Linked DNA regions of Homo sapiens: region 1 is linked to region 2. Evidence: read pairs that join two places in POLR2A ChIA-PET (ENCODE). Cell type or tissue: A673. All regions are shown on one strand. Each heading gives the region's core, and the rest is flanking DNA. Links, peaks and the distances in the headings are about the cores only. Region 1 overlaps DIP2B (disco interacting protein 2 homolog B). Region 2 overlaps FAM186A (family with sequence similarity 186 member A).

Region 1 (11,781 bases), core at 1,330-9,329, 250 kb after region 2:
GAATTGATCTGTAGTTATCTTGGGTTGCGTATTTGTGTATATTGTATACTTCTTTTCTCAAATGTTACATAAATCTTTAAAACAGGACTTCAGAAAAAATTAACAGTGTAACAGGAAATATGGAAGATAATGCAATTTTGAAGAAAATATTTGAATAGTAAGTAATAGGGTGCTTGCTTTGGCAGTACATATACTAAAACTAGAACAATATAGAGATTAGTATGGCCCCTGTGCAATGATGACATGCAAATTCATGATGCGTTTCATCTTTTTAGAACATTAGACCTGAGTAACATGTCATTGTGTAAGGAAGAATAACATGCAAAAAATAGACCGAAAAAGGAAGTAGTAGAAATTTAGTATGGACAAGTTTGGTTAATATTAAGCATGGCTGGCTGGGCTCAGTGGCTCATGCCTGTAATCCCAGCACTTTGGTTGGCTGAGGCAGGATGATCACTTGAGACCAGCCTGGGCAACATAGTGAGACCTCATCTCTACAAAAAAATCAAAAAATTTGCCAGGTGTGGTGGCGCGCACCTGTGGTCCCAGCTACTCAGGAGGCTGAGGTGGGAGGATTGCTTGAGCCTGGGAGGTTGAGGCTGCAGTGAGCCGTGATTGTGCCACTGCATGCCAGCTTGGTTGACAGAGCGAGACCCTGTCTCCAAAAATAAGAAAAACTAACTTAATTCAGTAGCATCATAGGGATTAGGTTCTAAAGTCACTGTATGGCAAAAATCTGCTTCAAAATTACCCTAAAAAATCACTTAAACCTCCCAGCATTGGAACTGACAGTTGTTTCTTTAGTTAAACAAGAGCCATACCTTATCTGGTATTTAAGGGCCATGCTGTCTTTTAACAAATTAAAATTTATAAGATTAAAGATGAAAAATTCAGGTCCTCAAAACGCTCCGACTTTGAGAGGCATGAGAGAAATGAAGATACGGCAGATTCACACCTCCCATCTCTTGCTCATTCTGAGCTGTCTGCTCTTTGAAAGGAATGGCCCACAGAACATCTTTCAGTAGTTGGAGGCTACTGTGGCCAAGTATAAAGCTTCCCACATGTCTCAATTAGCAGACTTCCAGGGAGAAGTGGCCAGGAAATTGACTCTTTCTTTTGGCGTGGCCGAAAGAATTGAAGTTTCAGACCACACGCATTCTAACTTCTCTGTAAATTAGTCACTCTTGGCCACTCTTGTAGTTGCAGGAAAATGGAAGATTTTGTGTAGAAAGGCAATTTCCCTGTGCTGGTCCTGTGGTCTAATCTTTAAGATACTTTGGATACAAGTAACTGATAATTCCAGCTAGCTTTAATAGAAAAAGAGTTCATTCTAAACTTACAGGGGTTACTGACAAATCTAAGGACAGTATGTATTTACTGAGTGCCTACTGTGTTCCAAATACTGTTTCGACACCAAGGAGACAGCATGGGACAAGACACTGCCCAGAACCTACCTGGCTTGCTCCGTCACTCTACTTAGGGGTTTGTTCAATTAGGGAAGTCCTGGAGAGGCCCTCCTTGACCAGCCCTATAAATAGTCCCCACTTCCATTATCTGAGTTGCATTTTAAAAGAGCTGTCTTTGGCCATCCCATAGATTGTGGCCTGTTTGTGTGTCTTATTCACCTACTGGAGGAACATTATTTTTTATTTTTTTTTATTCTTCATGTCCCCAGTTTCTAGCATTAGTGCCTGATATATAGTAGATGTTCTATAAATGTTTGCACAACTAAAAAGAAAGAGCATTTAGAATTTCTGGCATTTTCTTGAGTAAACATCTATGAAGATAAAAGTGTTAGGTAATACAAGAAGCAGGGCACTCTACACATTATAGAGTGGTCTCTTGTAGATTGATCCTGGCAACTTGTTTCCACCCTCAATAGATCTTTTAATATAGACCTACTAAAACCTCAAGAGGCTGTGCAGAGTATATCAATTCTCAAATGATATTCTAGCATTTCTTTAATTTTTAAATGAAGTTGGTACATCTATTTTAAATAGTACTACAAGATTTATAACAACAGAAATGAGCAGAAAGAAAAGGAGAGGCAGGATACTGCTCATTCTGTTTTGTCTTACTGTATTTGAGATTATTTGTGACGTTTGTGTGTTTGATTTTCTTCATCCTGTGACTTACTTCGTCTTTCACTTCATTTTTGAAGTGAATTGTGTTTATCTCCTGCTTCAGAATAAGATCTTACCTTTCACATTTTCTTTCTTGACCTATATGTTTCTGCATTGTTTTTCCCCCAGATTCCTGCCTACTTATTTTTTAGGGATAAATAATAAGTTTATGAAGATAGTTATTAATATTTGTTGATGTTCTTTAGCTTGCCTTGATAAGAAGTTCTGGTCACCCAAAGGTTTTTCCCAAACGTGGCTTCCTTTTGTGATTGCTGCTTGCTGTGCTGAGTGGCAGTCCCCGGTGTTCCAGTTCCTATAAGTACACTGCACTTGGCAGCTGCTTCGTGCTCCTTTCATCGCAGTTCTTCTAGGTTCAGTCCTGCCTTTGAAGTTGTTCAAGGGTGCGAGTGTGACCAAGTTAAAATGAAACAAAGGAAAACCCTTGTGTTTTATTCTCTCTCTCAAGCCTCTAATAATGCCTCCTGGAGTAGTCTGTAACCCTATTTTCCTTAATGTCCTTGTGTAAGTATATGAAGATAATGAGAGGCACACATTTTTGCATACAACTTATATGAATTGGAGATACACAAATAAGCAGGATTTTTAGGTAAACTTTAAATGGCTATCTCAACATTTTTGTGTTTATTTTTTCCGAGCAACTACTATTATTGGTGGAGGTGAGGAGACAGACAAGATCTTAATTATTTATTTTAATTAAAATACTAAATGCTTGCAATATGAAAGACCAAGGACCAGTTACTATAGGAGATACAAGATGCTTAAGACCAGCCTCTGACCTCAAGTTATTTACACTATAGCAGGAGAGATGACAGTTACACAAATGAGGATCATAAAAGAGAGTAGAATAAGTACTGTAAGAGAGCTCTAAACAAAGTAGCGTGGAAATTCAAAGGGACGTGAACTTAAAACCAGTTTTTGAAATCAGGAACAGCATTTTGGAATGCCACAGAACATTTCCAATTGTAAATACTCGGTAGGCAATGTGCCTCTGTGTATGTATGTATGCATAGGGTTTGAGGAGTGGAATCTATTTTGTTTTATGTGTCTCATTTTGATTTAAAAGTTCCTTCCCAAATGAGGCTCATAGCATAATGGAAAGAACATAGAATCTTTTTTCCAATCCCCATTCTGCTTTCATTTGTTTGGTTTGGATGGTATTGGAATCACTATGAATTGGAGCACACATTGCAATTATATCTGCCCCCGTATATCTCATCAGAAGGAAGTCCAGTATTTTCCTCTTGGGGCTTCTTTTTCCTCCTAAATTGTCTGAGAACCCTCAGGGATTATATAGGCAGTGCAAAAGGAGAGGTAGTAGATCCAGCTTTCACACCCAAAGGGGAAAGATCCCCACAGTCTGCTGTTTGCTTTCCATCATCTCACAGGGTGCTGCTGAATAACTGGTCCTCACTGTGTGACCAGCCAGTAATGCTGAGCCTGTTCCCTGCATCGGCTACTCTGATGCATCATGGAGGAGGAGCCAGGTACTCTACTTGGACTCCCGGAGCAGAGCTCCTGGTGTTGGCTCTTTTAGCCTCATGCACTGTCATTTTCCTGATGTCAAGTGGCCAAGGAAGCTCTGGGTCAGGATCTGTTCAGACACCTACCACTTTACAGACCTGGAGCTCCCAACCCGCTCTCCTTACAGAGTCTACCCCTGGAAAACAGGCAGGTGGCCCCTTTTCCAGACTCCAGACACTAGCACTCTCGTTCCTCTCTTGCCTTCTCTAGGCGGTGAGGTTAATCACCGACCCTTCAAAGGAAGACTGTCCTCAATTACTCACAGCTGCTCTAGCCTCTCAATCAAGAGGCTAGATTGATTGAGCCTTCTTGGATGGGGTGGGAGTGAGGGCCCTATAATGATTCAAGGTGATTATTGGTTCCCTCTCACTGTGGAAAAATCTGTAACGGGCATCCTGCTTCATTAATAGTATCTATCACATGGTGCTGTTGTGAAGACATAATGAGATGGTAATAGGCAAGAGCCATGGAAATATTATTATCATTGATATTCTGTCATTTCCTGTAAATCCCTTCAAAGGCTGCCCACTCGGCTTAGGACAAGTGACCTGATGCCACTTTTCTAGTCCAGTCTCATTTTGTAACACTCTACCCTTTTGCTGTATCTTTAGCCTCACTGGTCTTAGACTTGCCAAGGCTTTTCTCCCTCACTGGGCTTCTACAAACACCATGCTTTTGAATAAAGTGGCTTTTCCTTCTCTCTGCCTAGTTAAGTTTTGCATCACTGTCTCCTTTCAGCAGACATTCATCTTCCCTGAAACTCTAATACAAGTTAAATCCTTATTATGTGGGCTGGGAGACCCTTGTTCTTTTCCTCCTTAGCATGTATCACAAGGTCAAAGGTATACATATGGTGACCACTTGTTTAATGTGTTTCTTCTCTGGACACTAGCACCAAGAACAGTAGGCATGTCTGCTCTGTTCACCTCCCAGAAGTTGAACTATTAGGTTCCTTGGTTCTCAGAGCCCATCCTGTTTCACTCTGTTACTCTTGCAGGTGAGAATATCTGTTAAATCATAAGCAGAATTAAAAGATAACATGTGGAGGCTGGTGGCTTCCTTCCATCTTCCTGAGTGGAAATGTGTAGTTTTTTGCTACTAAATACCATTTTTTTCAGATTATCATCCTTACCATATTCAAACAATAGAAACATATTAGACTCTGATGTATTTTTCTGCCAAGGAACAATAACTTACATACATATTGATCATTGAGAAGGAAGGCTTTATGTTTTTGAACCTAAAATGTGTACTTTTTATTGTTACTAAACCTTTTAACATCATCACTATTTAAACATAATGGTGACCTCTAGTGGATATTCTGCATAACAGACTGAAAGATCAGAAACCCCCGAACTGAAGCTCTTGCTTTGTAATAATCAGCAAGTTGTCTTTTTCTTCGGATCTCTGTTTTATTTTGTGCTAGAATTTAGAAGTCATAAAGAAGACTTAATTTGTGAGTCTGGCAGCTTCCATTCCAGCACGTATTTGTATTGTCTTTTAGAATTTGGTTTTATGCGTAATTCATCCTATAAGCAGAACAATGAAATTGTAAAGAAATAGAGTACCTCAATCCAAATACCTTTGGGATTTTTATGTCCCACCTGACCCTTATAATTGTATATAAATAGTTTTTACATACAGTTATAATTATATTGTGTACATAATATTTTGTGTTCTTTTATCACTTGGCATTACTTTATTTGGACTGAAGTATCTGCATAGTCTACATATTTTTCATTTGTAATGGCATATAGTATCTCATTATGTTGATACATGTAGTTAAGTTTCATCTTTGCTTTTAGCTTTTCTTTACCATGGCAGTGAAACTGTGTATATCTTATTCAAAACACAGGAATCTGTATTTTAGCACCCCAGGTAATTTCTGAGATCTAGTTGGAGTGTGAAACCATGGTCAGGGAATGATTCACCTTGAGGCAGCATCTTGCCTGCCCAGCTGACATTACATATGCTGTTAAATAATGTCCTGCTGTCCTCCCATGCCCCCATACTCCTTCCCACCTCTTTTTGATGAGGCCTGAGGTATGGGTTGAGTAGCCCTTATCTGAAATGCTTGGGACTAGAAGTGTTTCAGATTTTTTTTTTTTGGAATATTTACATTATATACCAGTTGACCATCTGAAATCTGAAAATTGGCAATTAGAAATGTTTCAAGGAACATTCCTGTGAGCATTAGACAGGAGCTCAAAAAGTTTCGGATTTGGGTATTTGGGGTGTTCAACCTGTATGTTGTTTTCTGCCCCCATTCGTGATAAATCACTGCCCTTGCAAGTGAGCCAAGGTGGGAATAAGTCTCCACAATTTTTTTTTTTTTTTTTGAGACAGAGTCTTGCTCTGTCACTCAGGCTGGAGTGCAGTGGCACGATCTTGGCTCACTGCAACCTCTGCCTCCAGGTTCAAGTGATTCTCCTGCCTCAGCCTCCCCAAGTAGCTGAGACTACAGGCGTGAATTTGGGCAGGGCTAATTTTGGTGATTATTTTGCTCTATATGGTTGCCAACTGAGGTCATTCAGTGGTTGTCTTCCCCCTCACCTAGTAGATGGGCTGCTCTGGACAGTCCAAGATGGCTCATTCACATGTTTGATGCCTTGACAGGGCAGGTGGATGGCTGGGCTCAGCCGGAACTATTGACTAGAGCCTCAACACATGGCCTTTCCAGCATGCTACCTGCTTTTTTTTTTCTTTTTAAATGATATAACATTGTCATTATGAATCTCAGTTCCTGTAATACTCTGATGCTATCAGTCTTTACTGGGCTGTGTGGCACTGTTGCTTGTACTCCCCAGACCGCTGCTTTGAGTCTTTTTTTTTTTTCCTTAATTTTTTTGCTTTATAGGCTGATTCTCAGCTGGGATCTGGAGCAGTACATTTGCTGTGTAGGTGACATCTTAATATATTAGGCATTTAATTTGCTATGTGTAAGCTGCCTTGCTGGGCATAACCGGGTGCTATTTCAGAAACTTAAGCCTTAAGGAAATCCTGCAATATGTGACAACATGGATGAACCTGGAGGACATTATGCTGAGGAAAATAAAGCAGTCACAGAAGAACAAATACTGCATGATTCCACTTATATGGGACATCTAAGAGAGTCAAGCTCATAAAAGCAGAGAGTAGAATGGTGGTTGCCAGGGCATATAGGGAGCAGGAAATGAGGCATTGCTGTTCTGCAGGTATAAAGTTTCAGTTATGCAAGATTAGTAAGTTCTGCTTTATAACATCGTGCCTTATTAATACTAATAAGATATTAATACTACTGTATTTTACACTCAAAATTTTGTTAACGTACATCTCGTTAAGTTTTTTTATTGTAATTTTTTTTAAGAAACAGATTTGGAATTAATCATTTGAGATAAAAAGGCAGGAAAACATCAGAACTTAGTGTTTTTCTGTTTATTTACCCCATCCCCATATTCTTGATAAGACAGTACATTTTGGGAGGGGAGAGTATGGGGACAGGGTAGGGTCAGTGATGAGTCCAGTTGGAAGAGGGGCTAATAGACTTGACTTGAAGCTGTGCTGCATAATCACCCTGTTTTTGCTTGTATTATGTTTATCTGGAGTGACTGACGGTATGGTAGCTAAGGCTCCCCAAGCTATTCGTTGTCTCACTGTTTAGGATTGGGGATCATATGCAGTCAACTCCCCATCAGTACTGCCTCTCCTTGGAGTCTCTGGAATGGCCTTTTAATTTACATTTGTCTTCTTGCTATTCCTCTCCTATCAACCTGTTGACATTTAAGGCTCTAAGATGATATTTTTTAGTTTGGATGTCTTTGCATCATATTTATGTATTTATATTGAAACTCTAACCCTTTACTGTAGATGGGGTAATAGTACCTAGCTCAGAGTATTGTGAGAATGCTTAAAGTGCTTTAGAAAATGTTAGCTATTACTGTTACTGGATAACCATCTTTTAAACTTCCTTTTTTAGAAACTGATTCAGCAGTACAGAAAGAACTTAGAAACCAGACACCTGCTCCATCTGCAGCTCAAACTTCTGCTCCCTCTAAGTACCACCGAACTCGATCTGGGGGAGCCAGGGATGAACGATATCGATCAGGTGAGGAGAAGCTGCAGAATGGCCAGCTGAATCGTTTTCCTAACAGTAGTATGAACTGTGTATCCTGAGAGCTTCTAATACTTGTCTTTTTTTTCCCTATGAGGCACCAACAGTTTTATATTAACTCATTCACCAATCATTTATTTTGTACCCTACTATGTATCAGGTATAGTAGGTACTCAATAATTTGCTGGAAATGGAACAGCACATAAGACTGTTTCCGGCTGGGCGATGTGGCTCACGCCTGTAACCCCAGCACTTTGGGAGGCTGAGGCGGGCAGATCACTTGAGGTCAGGAGTTTGAGACCAGCCAGGCCAACATGGTGAAACCTCGTCTGTACTAAAAATACAAAAATTAGCTGGGCATGGTGGTGGGCACCTGTAATCCCAGCTACTCAGGAGGCTGAGACAGGAGAATCACTTGAACCTGGGAGGTGGAGGTTGCAGTGAGCTGAGATCCCACCACTGCACTCCAGCCTGGGCAACAGTGAGACTGCATCTCAAAAAAAATAAAGACTGTTTCTGCCCTTAAGGAATGTAACAGTTTAAGAAGAGAACCAGACAAGCATACAAGCACAAAGGCCATGTGAATAAATAAGTAAATAAGAAAGTGAAGGGTTGGGTCTTGTGGGTGGTACTAGGAGACCTCAGTGGATTCTATTGGAAGAGGCAGGCCCTTCTGTGTTTGCCAGAGTTGTTGCATAACTAGTCTCTCTTAATTGATGGAGCTGAAAGAAAACTCACAATGAAATTTCAAATTAGTTATTTCTTCTAACCCAAGAAGTACCCACAGGAAGGGAAGGAGCAAGGTGTGCCTGCATGGCAGCGGGAGCATGCTCCTGCTTGTACTGTGCTTGGGACCACCTGGCGGCCAGTACCAGGTGTGTGGCTTTGATAAGCAGAGGAACGACTGGTAGATCCCTAGAGCACGTGTGGTGCAGCAGGCCCTTCCCATGCCCACTTCCTGTCCGCTGCACCAAGAGTAGTCTCTGCAGCACATTTCTTGTTTTAAGAAGTGGCAGAATTAAGCAAAAAGACTAATGGGGATATTATTTATTTTCTTCAGATTTTTGTCTTCTTTGTACTGACCAAGGTTGCCTTAACATTTTCTTGAACTGAAAAACACAGTCTATATCACATCCTCTCAAAAACTGCTTTAGAGAAAATGAGAAAAGGACACAGTTGAAGAGCTACATCAGCTATTTTGTGAGCTGATTTTACTAGATACATATTTTCACACACAGAAGGAGAAAAGGATGAGAAATGTTCAGTCGGGAAAAAAAAAATAGAGGTTGTAATTTTATACCTAAACTGGTCTTGAGTGATAGGAGAGGCTTGCTCAGAGAACAAAGACATCCAAGCTGAGTCATGGCAGACAAACAAGAGTTAGCCAGGGAAATAGTGTTCAGAACTTAGAATGCAAGGGTCAGAAAGAGGTGGGAGATGAGGCTAGAAAGATTACCAGAGACCAGATCTTGTGGGATCTTGAATGTCACTGAAGGATTTTCAGCAGAGCAGTAACATCATCAGATTTGTATTTGTTCCAGTAGCTCACTCCAGCTGTAGACTGCAGTGCCTGGCACAGGGCCTTCCATATATAAGAGCTAAACAGATATTTTGCAGAAAGAAGGGAATAGAAGTATTTACTAGTAGGCCAGGGTGGTGGCTCACACCTGTAATCCTAGCACTTTGGGAGGCCAAGGTAGGTGGATCACTTGAGGTCAGGAGTTCGAGACCATCCTGGCTAACACAGTGAAACCCCATCTCTATTAAAAATACAAAAAAATTTAGCTGGATGTGGTGGCAGGCGCCTGTAGTCCCAGCTCCTCGGGAGGCTGAGGCAGGAGAATGGCGTGAACCTGGGAGGCAGAGCTTGCAGTGAGCCGAGATCGTGCCACTGCACTCCAGCCTGGGCGACTGAGCGAGACTCTGTCTCAAAAAAAAACAACAACACATCGTGGTTACTAGTTAAGGAATGGATCAGAGAAAGGGAGGGCTGGAAGTAGCAAAGCATTCAGGTGCACCCCTTTGTTGCCAATCACCTGAGCCTCATTTTCCAGCCACCTAGTGTTGCCTTTTCAGGCTGGAGCCCAGGTTCAGCAGCAGCATGTTCCAACCTGTCCAGAAGGGTTTTTAGCCGTCACAGCTTTCATCCCTGGCCTTCTGGGAGTTTCTGTGTGTGTGTGTGTGTGAGTGTGTGTGTGCGTTTTGTTTTTTTAACCTTCCTTTTTCTTTGTTTTTATAGCATGTAATAAAGGATTATTAAGGATCCAAAAAGGTGATTTTCAATATTCTATATCCAAGCCAATCAAATGTAAAAAAGTTTTTTGTGAGCTCATTTAGTACTATAAAATTTTGAGCTTCACCTGTTAAAACCCAGCTGTGATCTGTAGTCCCTGCTGTTTTGCACCATTGCTTTTTGATTATCCCAAGTATTAGAAAGCGTATGCTGTGGATCAGATACTAGTCAGCTGACTGTGGAGATTGTTGGTTAGGTGCAGGTATACTAGAGAGTTTGTAACAATTGTATGTTAATCTCACTGGGAGTTTTTCTGTGTGTGTGTGTGTGTGTGTGTGTGTGTGTGTGTGTGTGTGTGTGTTTTAAAGGATAGTAGCAAAAAGTAGGCCAGAACGAGGTGAAGTAGGGGAGAAAAAGTGATTTAAAAACCCTGAAGATATTGAAAGCTATGAGGGTCCTGCAATCCTATCAGGAGGGGAACATAAAAAGAGGATGCAAGCATAGACTTTGGGTGAAAATCAAATTTTTCAGTATATTAGGAATTGCTCAACTAAATAACGAAAGAAAGCTCAGGATGTGAAAGAAATTGAGTCTCTGAGAATTCTGGCTTCTCCGAATAAGAAGAAATCAGCAGGGGTGGCTCATGCCTGTAATCTCAGCACTCAGGGAGGCCGAGGCAGGAGGATTGCTTGAGAAGAGACCCGCAGCCCCTGCAGAGGTGGAGCAGATAAGTAGTGGAGGTTGATGGGAGCTGACCTTATATCTGTTTGCTACGCCAGTCATAGAAAGGGTTACATTTACATGTCATGTGCAAAAATAGCTGAAGAATTTAGGGTATATTTAATAAAAGTTGCTAGAATTCAGAATAAAGTGATGGCTATGTAAGAAGGATTTTATATTAATGCTGGTAAGTGTAATTATAAAACACTTTCTTATTTGATGGAGGCTTATTAACACCTATAACATTTCAACCAATCATAATCAAATCTAAATAGACTTAGTGTTCACATTTCAGACACAGTATAAAGAACTTACCTTTATTCAGAGTTTAGATTATCTGACCTGATTCCATTCTTTGTGCTTTAGCCAAGAGGGAGCTTAATTTCAAGTATACTACCTTATTAGTATATTTCTTTTTCCTGCACATCCAGGCATGATTCACCTCCCTGCACACACATAGTATGGTCTCAAATGTAGAAAACACAAATTAATGCCTGAGATGGAAAGTGATCTTATTGTAAGTCATTCTGACTCCCTTGATGTTAATCTCTTGAGAAGTTAGGTACCTCAAACAAAACAACAAAAATAAAACAGGACATTAAGGGAGTATTCGTATTACCTTATTCAGCTCAAACATGAATACTGGAAAATGATACCCAGCTTCCACATGCTTCTGGGAGAGATGTCCAAAGTCACTTGTGTCTGGGGACTGAACTCCAGAAGTGACTTCTTTATCAAAGATCAAGATGAATTGTGTGGTGTTCAGTGAGTCAAATTCAGTTAAGAGAGCTGCCTGTTCTTATCAATAAGAGTCTTTTCTAATAGATAACTGAACATCTCTTTTTGACACTGGTGTATGGGTCAAGGTTTATCATGTTAGAAAATAGTTGGGTGGCTTGATTCGTTTTGTAATCTGTTGCTGTGAATGCCTGTGACAGGGAAAAACATGCTCTGTAATTACTAATTATCCAAATGTTACAGGCCTTCTAAAGCTTTCTTAATGTGTGTAATTCCCTAGCTTTGTCCAGTTTGCCATTACATATTTCATATCATATATAAAAATGCTTTTGGAA
Region 2 (11,781 bases), core at 2,043-10,042:
AATTGGGCCGGGCACGGTGGCTCACGCCTGTAATCCCAGCACTTTGGGAGGCCGAGGTGGGTGGATCATAAGGTCAGGAGATCGAGACCCTCCTACCTAACATGGTGAAACCCCGTCTCTACTAAAAATACAAAAAATTAGCCGAATGTGGTGGTGGGCGCCTGTAGTCCCAGCTACTCGGGAGGCTGAGGCAGGAGAATGGCATGAACCCAGGAGGCGGAGCTTGCAGTGAGCCAAGATAGTGCCACGGCACTCCAGCCTGGTCAACAGAGCGAGACTCCCTCTCAAAAAAAAAAAGAAAGAAAAAAAGAGGGAAAAACAAAAACAAAAACAAAAAAAAACTAAAGCACAGGCCGGGCTCAGTGGCTGATGCCTGTAATCCCATCACTTTGGGAGACCGAGGCACGTGGATCACCTGAGGTCGGGAGTTAGAGACCAGCCTGATCAACATGGAGAAACCCCATCTCTATTAAAAATACAAAAGTAGCCGGGCGTAGTGGAGCATGCCTGTAATCCCAGCTACTTGGGAGGCTGAGGCAGGAGAATCGCTTGAACCCGGGAGGCAGAGGTTGCAGTGAGCCAAGATCGCGCCATTGCACTCCAGCCTGGGCAACAAGAGCAAAACTCCATCTCAAAAAAAAAAAGTAAAGCACAAAAGAATATAGCTATTGTATGTTACCCTTCATGTAAGAAAAAATGAGAAATGAAAAATTATGCATGAATCTACTCATTTGTGCAAAATAAATACAAGAAGGATAAGCCAGAGGCTAGACAGATTGGTTACATATAGGGTGTATGTGGGGAAAAGGTGGAAAGAAAGAAGGAATGACAATAGGGTAGCAAAGATAAGAAAGGAGTGACATTTTTCTGCATGTAGCTCTGACTTTTATCAGCACAGTAATGTTTCACATACATACCTTTCATATACTCGATAATAAACTGTTAAAACCAACCTGTATTTGGGCTGACCCAAAATGGAATATGAATACTAACAACTGAAATTAAGTGTATACAAATGAATAACATAACTTCACTTAGAAGAAGATAAATAGGTAGCAACTTTGAAAACAGTATATTGAGTGGACAATGTAAGGTTAAATATAAAACAATGGTACATAAATGCAGTGCTACTTAATAAATGTCCTTCTTATATGCTTATGGATTAGTAATTCTGAAATTACATTATGTGTGTACTGGAAATCAACTAATAAATATATTGTATATAATAAGAACTGGTGTTGTTCGGGTGCGGTGGCTCACGTCTGTAATCCCTGCACTTTGGGAGACTGAGGCTGGTGGATCACCTGAGGTCAGGAGTTCGAGACCGGCCTGGCCAACATGATGAAACCCTGTCTCTACTAAAAATACAAAAAAAAAAAAAAAAAAAAAAAAATTAGCTGGGCATGCTGGTGCATGCCTGTAATCCCAGCTACTCAGGAGGCTGAGGCAAGAGAATCGCTTGAACCTGGGAGGTGGAGGTTGCAGTGAGCTGAGATCATGCCACTGCATTCCAGCCTGGGTGACAGAGTGAGACTGTCTAAAAAAAAAAAAAAGAACTGGTGTGATGGGATATTTGGGGTGTCGCTTTTCTGGCCAGAAACCCCTGTGGCCAACTTTTGCCCAAGTTTTGCTCAGGCCCACTGGGCTCCTTTCGCCCATTCAGCATTGCAGGCTGCACTCAGCTCATGCTACTGGCCTGGATCCCATGCCTGCCAAGGGTGAGCCAGGCATGGAGTGGCGAGGGGTATGTGAGCAAGTGAGCATTGGGCCCGGCCACTGTGCACATCCAGGCATGCCACCTGTGGCAGGGTGGGCATCTCCAGGCACAGGCACAGTGCCGACTCCCTGTGAGGCTGTGGCTGGACCAGGCATACTGCAAGCAGCTTCCACAGCTAGCACCAGGCAATGTGGTGGCACCCAGAAGCTTGGAGACACCAGGAACCACAGAGCCCCAAAGAGGGTGTCGCAGCCCTGGCTTAGGGAGTTTCTAGGTCTGGGCTCCCCGAAGGGCCACAGCTCTTCTCTTTCTCTCTTCTTTCCTTCTCTCTACTCTCCTTCTTGTCACCTGCAACATGGCAAGCAAGGGGCGTGTTTCAGCCCTGTTTGTGTTATAGCTCTTTCAGTCCCACCATTCGGCAGGTCCCAAGTTCTTGTCTTGCATTCAGAAAGAATGAGCTATGCAGACAAGTGGAGGGTGAGCAAGGTGAAGAGGTGCTTTATTGAGTGACAGAACAGCTCAGAGGAGACCCTCAGTGGGTAGCTCCTCTCCACAGGTAGCTCATCCCAATGAGTGTCCAGCTGTCAGCAGAGAGGAGACCCACAGTGGGTAGCAGTGGGCCAAGGTTGCACCACTGCACTCCAGCCTGGACAACAGAGCAAGATTCTGTCTCAAAAAAAAATTGATTAATTAATTAATTAAATGTAATGAAGAGATGGAAAGATATTCTGTGTAAATGGAAACCAAAAAAGAACAGGAGCAGCTATACTTATATAACCGAACATAAACTTTAAGTCAAAAACTAATAGAGCCAGGCAGGTTTACATGATTGTAATCTTGGAAATTTGGAAGGCCAAGGTGGGAAGATCACTTGAGGACAGGAGTTTGAGAACAGCCTGGGCAATATTGCAAGACCCTGTCTCTATAAAAAATTAAAAAATTAGCCAGCATGGTGGCTTGTACCTGTAAGTCCCAGCTACTGAAGGGGCTGAGGTGGGAGAATCACCTGAGCCCAGGAAGTTGAGGCTGCTGTGAGCCATGATCGTGCCACTGCACTCCAGCATGGGTGACAAGGAGAAAACCATCCAGGTCAAAGGGCACCAAATATGAGGCAAACAGAAATCAAGCATCCCCTTTTGAGTAGGGAGTGGGGAAGAAGTTCTTGGAAAGTTGGTGATTTGGGGTTAGTCCCTAAAAACCACTTTAGGATTTCTCTGCTCTGCCCACCCTCTGGAGAAGGTGGACACTGGTCAGTTAACAGATGACATGTTACTTGATGAGCAGTCACTTGATGCCCATGGCTTTCGTTTTAAAGACACATACACATATCACACCACTGCACTCCAGCCTGGGTGACAAGAGCAAAACTCCAACTCAAAAAAAAAAAAAAAAAAGACACACTCTTGTCCACACATGCTTAGAGATACGAGTAGGCTGGTCAACTTAAGCATGTTACTGGCAGAGGGGGTATTGGGGTTATTTTCTAGGGGGAATAGCATGTCACTTTAGCATGCTTTTTAATATATTAATTAAAAATATATATATATGACCAGGCACAATGGCTCACGCCTGTAATATCAGCACTTTGGGAGGCTGAAGTGAGCAGATCACTTGAGGCCAGGAGTTCAAGACCAGCCTGGCCAACATGGTGAAACCCTTTCTCTACTAAAAATACAAAAATTAGCCAGGTGTGGTGGCTCACACCTGTAATCCCAGCTACGCAGGAGGCTGAGGCAGGAGAATCGCTTGAACCTGGGAGGCAGAAGTTGCAGTGAGCTGAGATCGTGCCACTGCACTCCAGCCTGGGCAACAGAGCAAGACTCTGTCTCAAAAAATAAAATAAATAAATAAATAAAAAGCAAAATAGAAGTTTAGATTTTAATAAAATTTGTAGGGTTTCCAAGTAATTTTTACAGAATTTACTTGTTTGCTTCAACTGTCTCCTTCTACCTCTGCTCTTGAAGGAGATGAGGACAGGCCTGGATTTAAAATACTTGTAATTTTGTATCCTAACATCTCTTTGATCCCTTTCTTTTAAGACTGCTGAGGAGTTATTTTTTTCTTTTATAGTAAGAAACAAGGTCGGGCATAGCGGCTCATGCCTATAATCCCAGAACTCTGAATGGCCAAGGCTGGTGGAATTCAAGACCAGCCTGGACAACATGGAGAAACCCCATCTCTATAAAAATACAAAAAGAACAACAACAACAACAACAAAACAAAAAACAATAGCCCCCAGTGTGGTGCCATATGCCTGTGATCTCAGCTACTCTGGAGGCTAAGGTGGGAGGATCACTTGAGCCTGGGAGGTGATGGTTGCAGTGACCTGAGATTGCAGCCACTGCACACCAGCCTGGGTGACAGAGCAAGACTCCGTCTAAAAAAAAAAAAAAAAAAAAAAAAAAAAAAGAGAGAGAGAGAGAGAAAGAAAAGAAACGGCTGGAAGCGGTGGCTCACGCCTATAACCTGTAATCCCAGCACTTTGGGAGGCGGAAGCACGTGGATCATGAAGTCAGGAGTCTGAGACCAGCCTGGCCAACATGGTGAAACCCCATCTCTACTAAAAATACAAAAAATTAGCTGGGCGTGGTGGTGCACACCTGTAGTTCCAGCAACTTGGGAGGCTGAGGCAGAAGAATCACTAGAACCCGGGAGGCAGAAGTTGCAGTGAGCCAAGATCGCGCCACTCAACTCCAGCCTGGGCAACAGAGTGAGACTTTGTCTCAAAAAAGAAAAAAAAGAAAGAAACAAACAAACCCCACCTTTATCCCTACATTCCCCCTACTGGTCTGTGGTTGTTTTTCTGTTGGCTGCAGCAGGCTGGCTGTGGTTTTTCTCTTGCCATGACAACTTCTAATTGCCATGTACAGTATGTTCAAAGTCAGGTAACTCCTCATTGTAAGCAAACTATGTAACTGCCCAGAGCAGCACATATAAACCAGCCTAATGTGAAAAAAGAAAGAAATAGGCCGGGCGCAGTAGTTCATGCCTGTAATCCCAGCACTTTGGGAGGCCGAGGCAGGCGGATCACGAAGCCAGGAAATCGAGACCATCCTGGCTAACATGGTGAGACCCTATCTCTACTAAAAATACAAAAATTAGCCAGGCATGGTGGCACATGCCTATAGTCCCAGCTACTCACGAGGCTGAGGCAGGAGAATTGCTTGAACCTAGGATGTGGAGGTTGCAGTGAGTTGAGATCATACCACTGCACTCCAACCTGGGCGACAAGTGAGACTCTGTCTCAAAAAAAAGAAAGAAAGAAATCCTAAGATATGTACAGAGGCCAGGTGTGGTGGCTCACACCTGGAATCCCAGCATTTTGAAAGGCCAAGGTGAAAAGGTTACTTGAGGCCAGAGTTCAAGACCAGCCCGGGCAACATAGGAGACCCTGTCTCTACAAAAATTAAAAAAAAAATCAACTGGGTGTGGTAGTCCTAGATGGTCGGCAAGCTGAGGCTGGAGGATCCCTTGAGCCCAGGAGTCCAAGGTTTCATTGAGCTATTATTGCACCACTGCACTATAGCCTGGGTGACAGAGCCAGACCATGTCTCTAAACAAAAATAAATAAATAAACTAAAACATGTATGGAGCCACAACAGACCCTGAATATCCAAAGCAATCTTGAGTAAAAAGAACAAAGCAGGAGGCATCACTGTACCTGATTTCAAAATTCAATACAAAGCCATAATAATCAAAACAGTGTGGTACTAGCATAAAAACAGATACATTAGACCAATGGAACAGAGTAGAGGGCCCAGAAATAAATCCACACATTTCACAGTCGATTGATTTTCAGCAAAGATGCCAAAAACAATGTGGAAAGAAGAGTCTCTTCAATAAATGGTGTTAGAAAAACTGGATATCCACGTACAGAAGAATGAAATTAGACTCTAAACTTACACCATATACAAAAATCCACTCAAAATGGATTAGAGTTTTTGTTTTTTTTTGAGACTGAGTCTTGCTCTATTGCCCAGGCTGGAGTGCATTGGCGCGATCTTGGCTCACTGCAACCTCTGCCTCCCAGGTTCAAGTGATTCTCCTGCCTCAGCCTCCCAAGTAGCTGGGATTTCAGGTGCCTGCCTCTATGCCCAGCTAATTTTTGTATTTTAGTAGAGATGGAGTTTCACCATGTTGGCTAGGCTGGTGTCAACCTCCTGACCTCAGGTGATCCACCCGCCTTGGCCTCCCAAAGTGCTGGGATTACAGACATGAGCCACCATGCCCAGCCTGGATTAGATTTAAACATAAAATGTGAAATTATGGCCTGGCGTGGTGGCTCATGCCTGTAATCCCAGCACTTTGGGAGGCCGAGGTGGGTGGATCATGAGGTCAGGAGTTCAAGACCAGCCTGGCCAACATAGTGAAACCTTGTCTCTACTAAATATACAAAAATTAGCTGGGCATGGTTGTACGCACCTGTAGTCTCAGCTACTCAGGAGGCTGAGGCAGGAGAATTGCTTGAACCTGGGAGGCAGAGGTTGCAGTGAGCTGAGATTACGCCATAGCACTCCAGCCTGGGCGACAGAGCAAGACTCTGTCTCAAAAAAAAAAAAAAAAAAGAAAGTATAAAACTACTAGAAGGAAACAGGGGAAAAGTTCCATGACATTGTTCTAGACAATGATTTTTGTATATGGTTCCAAAAGTATAGGCAACAAAAGCAAAAATAGACAAATGGTATTACATCAAACTAAAAGGCTTCTTCATGATTTCACTCATATGTGGAATCTAAAGAAGTCAAACTTGCCGGGCGTGGTGGCTCAAGCCTGTAACCCCAGCACTTTGGGAGGCCGAGGTGGGTGGATCACGAGGTCTCAGGAGATCTAGACCATCCGGGCTAACATGGTGAAACCCCGTCTCTACTAAAAATAGAAAAACTTAGCCAGGCGTGGTGGCAGGCGCCTGTAGTCCCAGCTACTCGGGAGACTGAGGCAGGAGAATTGCTTGAACCCAGGAGGTGGAGCTTGCAGTGAGTTGAGATCGCACCACTGCACTCCAGCCTGGGCAACAGAGCGAGACTCCATCTCAAAAAAAAAAAAAGAAGTCAAACTCATAGAAGCAGACAGTGTAGAACAGTGGTTAGCAGAGGCTGGGGATGGGCAGATTGTGGAGATGTTAGTCAAAGGATACAATTTTTCAGTTAGACAGGAGAAATAAGTTCAAGAGATTTATTATACATCATGATAACTATAGTTAATAACAATACATTGTATACTTGAAGATTGCTGAGAGGAGATATTAAGTGTTCTCACCACAAAAAGAAATGTGAGGTGGCCAGGCATAGTAGCTTACGCCTGTAATCCCAGCACTTTGGGAGGCCAAGGTGGGTGGATCACCTGAGGTCAGGAGATCGAGATCAGCCTGGCCAACATGGCGAAACCCTGTCTCCACTAAAAATACAACAATTAGCCAAACCTGGTGGCACCCATCTGTAATCCCAGCTATAGGGAGGCAGGAGAATCGCTTGAACCTGGGAGGTGGAGGTTGCAGTGAGCCAAGATCATGCCATTGCACTCCAGCCTGAGAGACAGAGTGAGATCCTGTCTCAAAAAACAAACAAACAAAGAAACAAACAAAAAAGATATGTGAGGAAATGCATGCATTAAGTAGTTGGATCTAGCCATTCCGCAATGTATAAATATATCAAAACATAATGTTGTACACCACACATAAACCGTTTTGGTCAACTCAATACAGAAAAAGAACATTTTGGCCGGGCTCATGCCTGTAATCCCAGCACTTTGGGAGGCTGAGGCAGGCAGATCACTTAACGTCAGGAGTTCAAGACCAGCCTGGCCAACATGGTGAAACCCCGTCTCTGCTAAAAATACAAAAATTATCCAGGCATGATGGTGCGCACCTGTAATCCCAGCTACTTGGGAGGCTGAGGCAAGAGAATAGCATGAACCCAGTTTGGGGGTGGGGGGGTTAGGGAGAGGTTGCAGTGAGCCGAGATCGTGCCACTGCACTCCAGCCTGGGCAGCAGAATGAGACTCTGTCTCAAAAAAAAAAAAAAAATTCAACTTATGATTTCATCCCAGATGGATATTGGAAAAAACTTTCAGTTTTTTTTTCTATTCTATTTTTTTCTATTCAGCAAAACAGTTATCAACTTATTAACACAGAAGACTTCCATGATCAGACCAAATGTGGGGTCGGAGGAGCAGATTCTCCCCACCACCAAGCAGGGAACCATTTCTGCAATGGACATCAGGTGGGTGTCTTTTATTTCAATTCAGACACCATCTACCTAGATACAGTGTCAGATCCCATAGGTCGAAGCCTCAGTCCCCAAAACTGCCCCCACTCAGACACCAGTCACAAATCCAGGCCTCCAGAACTTCTGACCAATCAATTTCAATTTGGCATTCCTAAGACTCCCTCTTTTGGTTGGATTAATTTGCTGGGGCAGCTCACAGAACTGGTTTATTGAAGAGATGCTAGGGCAAGGTATTGTGGAAGGGGAATGGAGCTTCTGAAGCAGCTACATTGTCTCTGTTGTATACCTGGGGTTCATCATCTGGTACCAGGAAAATTTAGGACACGAATACACACTAGGAGTTTAGGAGTGGAGGTTTAATAGGCAGAAGAAAAGAGAAAGAAAAACAGCACTCTCAATAAAGAGAGGGAGATCTTCCCAGAGGAAAAGACCGGCTGGTGGTGGATGTGCTAGATTTTATAGTGTGGCTTGAGGAGCTGGTGTCTGATTTATGTAAGGCTCACAGATTGGTTCAATCAGATATGATGTTTACATAGTGCATATGGAAGGCTGGTTGCTTCACCCTAATATTACTATGCAAATGAACTCTCCTTGGCCGGCACCACGTTGTCTCCTCCTTACTGTACACAAGGCTGGCAGAGAAGGAAAGATGGAATCGCCCTCTTGAACATGTCTAGTCCCTAGTTTCTGCTGGCATTCACCCCTGCAAGCTCCCAGCTTGCTGCTCTGTGTCTGCAGCTCGACTTTACAGGCTGCTCTTTGTTAGAAAATGATTTGGGGCTGCTTTTCATTAAAAAGAAAAGCCTTACCAAGGACTCCCATACCCTCACTATCTGCCTACGTGATTTCTTCTTAACTCCTATATCACTTTCATATTCTCTCTGGGCACACCACTCTCCAGGAACCTCCATGTGTTCAACTCTCTGTAAGCTCTCCAAACCCTGTCCTTTGGGTTTGTATGGAGGTTTGATTACATAGTTATGGTTGATTAAACCATTGGCCGTAGATAAGCAGCTTGACCTTCAGCGGCTTTCCCCACCCCTGAAGGTTGGGGGGTGGGGTTGAAAGTCCCAACCCTCTAATCAGGGCTTTGTCTTTCTAATGACCAGTCCCATCCTGAAGCTAGCTGTCAATCATTAGCATACAAAAAGACATCACTTTGGAGATTCCAAAGATTTTAAGAATTGTTATATTTCACAATATCCCAATGGAATAACAGGGTCAAGGTTTATCCTTTCAGCCAGGCGGGCGCAGTGGCTCACACCTGTAATCGCACACTTTGGGAGGCAGAGGCGGGAGGATCCCCTGAGGTCAGGAGTTCGAGACTAGCCTGGGCAACACAGTGAAACCCCCCTCTCTACTAAAAATACAAAATTCAGCCAGGTGTGGTGGCACATGCCCATAATTCCAGCTACTTAGGAGGCTGAGGCAGGAGAATCGCTTGAACCTGGGAGGCGGAGGTTGCGGTGAGCTGAGAATGCACCATTGCACTCCAGTGTGGGCAACAAGAGTGAAACTCCGTCTCAAAAAAAAAAAAAAAAGATGTATCCTTTCATCCTGTCAACTAAGTGACAGTTGACAGTTACCTAAAAGGATTAATGAGAACAATTCACAGACCTCACCTAGGAAGGGGCAATAGTTTCTCCCTAGGAAAAATTAATTTCTTAAAATACAGTGCCTGGGCACAGTGGCTCATGCCTGTAATCTTAGCACTTTGGGAGGTCGAAGCGAGCAGATCACTTGAGATCAGGAGTTTGAGACCAGCCTGGCCAACATGGAGAAACCCCATTTCTACCAAAAATACAAAAATTAGCTGGGCGTGGTGCATGCCTGAGGTCCCAGCTACTCGGAAGTCCGAAGCGGGAGGATCACTTGAGCCTGGGAGGCGTAGCGTAGGTTGCAGTGACACGAGATCGTGCCACTACACTCCAGCCTGGGCAACAGCAGAGGGAGACTCTGTCATTTAAAAAAAAGAAAAAAGAAAAAAAAAATCAGGTGTGATGGCTCATGCCTGTAATCTCAGCATTTTGGGAGGCTGAGATGGGAGGAACACTTGACTTCAAGAGTTAAAGACTAGCTTGAGCACAATAACAAGACCTTATCTCTACTAAAAATAAAAAAATAGGCTGGGCACTGTGGCTCACTCCTGTAATCCCAGCACTTTGGGAGGCCGAGGTGGGTGGATCACCTGAGTTCGGGAATTTGAGACCAGCCTGACCAACATGGAGAAACCCCGTCTCTACTAAAAATACAAAATTAGCCGGGCATGGTGGTGCATGCCTGTAATTCCAGCTACTTGGGAGGCTGAGGCAGTAGAATTGCTTGAACCTGGGAGGTGGAGGTTGCAGTGAGCTGAGATCGCGACATTGCACGCCAGCTTGGGCAACAAGAGCAAAACTCCATCTCAAAAAAAGAAACTTCCTTGGGCCAGATGGTTTTGCAGGTAAATTCTACCCAACTGGCAAATTAATATACTCCTGAGATAGAAGACCGAAGCTGTATCGCTGGCCTTCCCAGATAAAAGCAAACTACTTCTGGTGGGCCTTATTGACAGATTGGAAGAAATAATCATTTGCCAGATCATAGCGGCATACCAGGAACCAGGGAATGTGTTAATTTGTTCAAGCAATGAAGCCACATCTGGTACAGAAGCTGTGACTGGACTTAGTACCTAGTTAAGCTTACAATAATCCACTGTCGTTCTCCAAAATCCATCTGTATTCTTTACAGGCCAAACAGGAAAGTTGAATGAGGATATGGTAGAAATCACCACTAAGGAATCTTTGAAGTCCTTGATGATGGCACTAATTCTTCCAGGAATGGGATATTTGTTTTATTTTTACTGTTTTCCTAGGTAGAGGCACTAGTGGCTCCTATTTGGCCTTTCCCACCACAGTAGCCCTCACTCCACAGGTAAGGGAGTCAGTGTGGGGATTCTGTCAGCTGCTGAGTATGTATATTCCAATTACACATTTTGGACCTTGTGAAATAACCACAGGATGGGTTTGGGGACACACTAGTTTCACTGTGAGATGGGCCTGAGCTAAAGCTTTTTTGATTAATGGGTAGACCACAATAACATTTTGGATCTCCTGGGATTAATGTCAGCTCAGAGCCAGTGCCCAGTAGTCCCCCAAAAGGTCTGATTATTTCCTTTTTCCCAATGCACACTCTGTTACAAGGTCAGCAGAAAAAGTAATAGTATACAGGTAGACCCAGGGTCCTTCTTCAAGAGAACTTGAGGTCCTGTTCACTCAAGGAGCTCTGAGTCTGTCAACTGGCTCAAGTTTGGGAATTGACTGATGGACTCTGACTCGTTTTCATGATTCATGATTCAGGTATTTATTTTCATTCGACCGAGGAATTTCCTACTTGTTCAGATTAAGTAAGAATTTAGTAGGCTTCCTATCTATTCATTTCTGGGAACATCTTGATCAACTAGCCAATGCCATAGGTCAGTGTGAGTCAGACTATTTTGATTGCTGCTTTCCTGCTGCTGTCCATTACAGTAATCATATCCACCTTGCCTTTGGTGGTTGGGTGCCACTACTGGGTCCCAGTTAGGTTTACAAATTCAGTGACTACAGTTCCCACTGTTAAGGTCTGAACTCTAGAGAAGAGTGATCACAGAGCTCTTCAAGGATGCCGGGGCTTCCTTCACTACATTTTTTCTCATACTATTGGTGAAAGGGCCTAGCACAATGGCTCATGTCTATAATCCCAGCATTTTGGGAGGCCGAGGTAGCCACCACCCCTGGCTAATTGTTGTATGTTTTGTAGAAACAGGGTCTCGCCATGTTGCCTAGGGTGGTCTCAAACTCCTTAGCTCAAGCAATCCTT

What was found. Peaks named below come from ENCODE experiments on the same cell type or tissue, not always from the same donor. Only the 100,000 strongest peaks of a DNase experiment are listed, where the experiment ranks them.
Region 1: POLR2A ChIA-PET joins it to region 2 with 10 read pairs; 2 of 35 experiments call an interaction of 5 or more read pairs at or near these places.

What each region holds. Positions count from the first base shown.
Region 1 is chr12:50,633,104-50,644,884 of GRCh38, forward strand. DIP2B (disco interacting protein 2 homolog B) reads left to right here. Exons shown (of 38, transcript NM_173602.3): 3 at 7,621-7,749. It also overlaps the pseudogene RNU6-769P. Among named protein-coding and RNA genes, the nearest start is that of ATF1, 130 kb to the right of the region's middle. RefSeq lists an enhancer at 7,579-7,628. In A673, for the core only: a CTCF peak has its summit at 4,980 (motif pointing left); a DNase peak (open chromatin) is centred at 4,998; H3K27ac peaks cover 2,052 bases.
Region 2 is chr12:50,379,154-50,390,934 of GRCh38, forward strand. All of the region lies in intron 1 of FAM186A (family with sequence similarity 186 member A), which reads right to left. Among named protein-coding and RNA genes, the nearest start is that of FAM186A, 12 kb to the right of the region's middle. RefSeq lists a silencer at 720-920. In A673, for the core only: no CTCF peak of the experiment used is centred there; no DNase peak of the experiment used is centred there.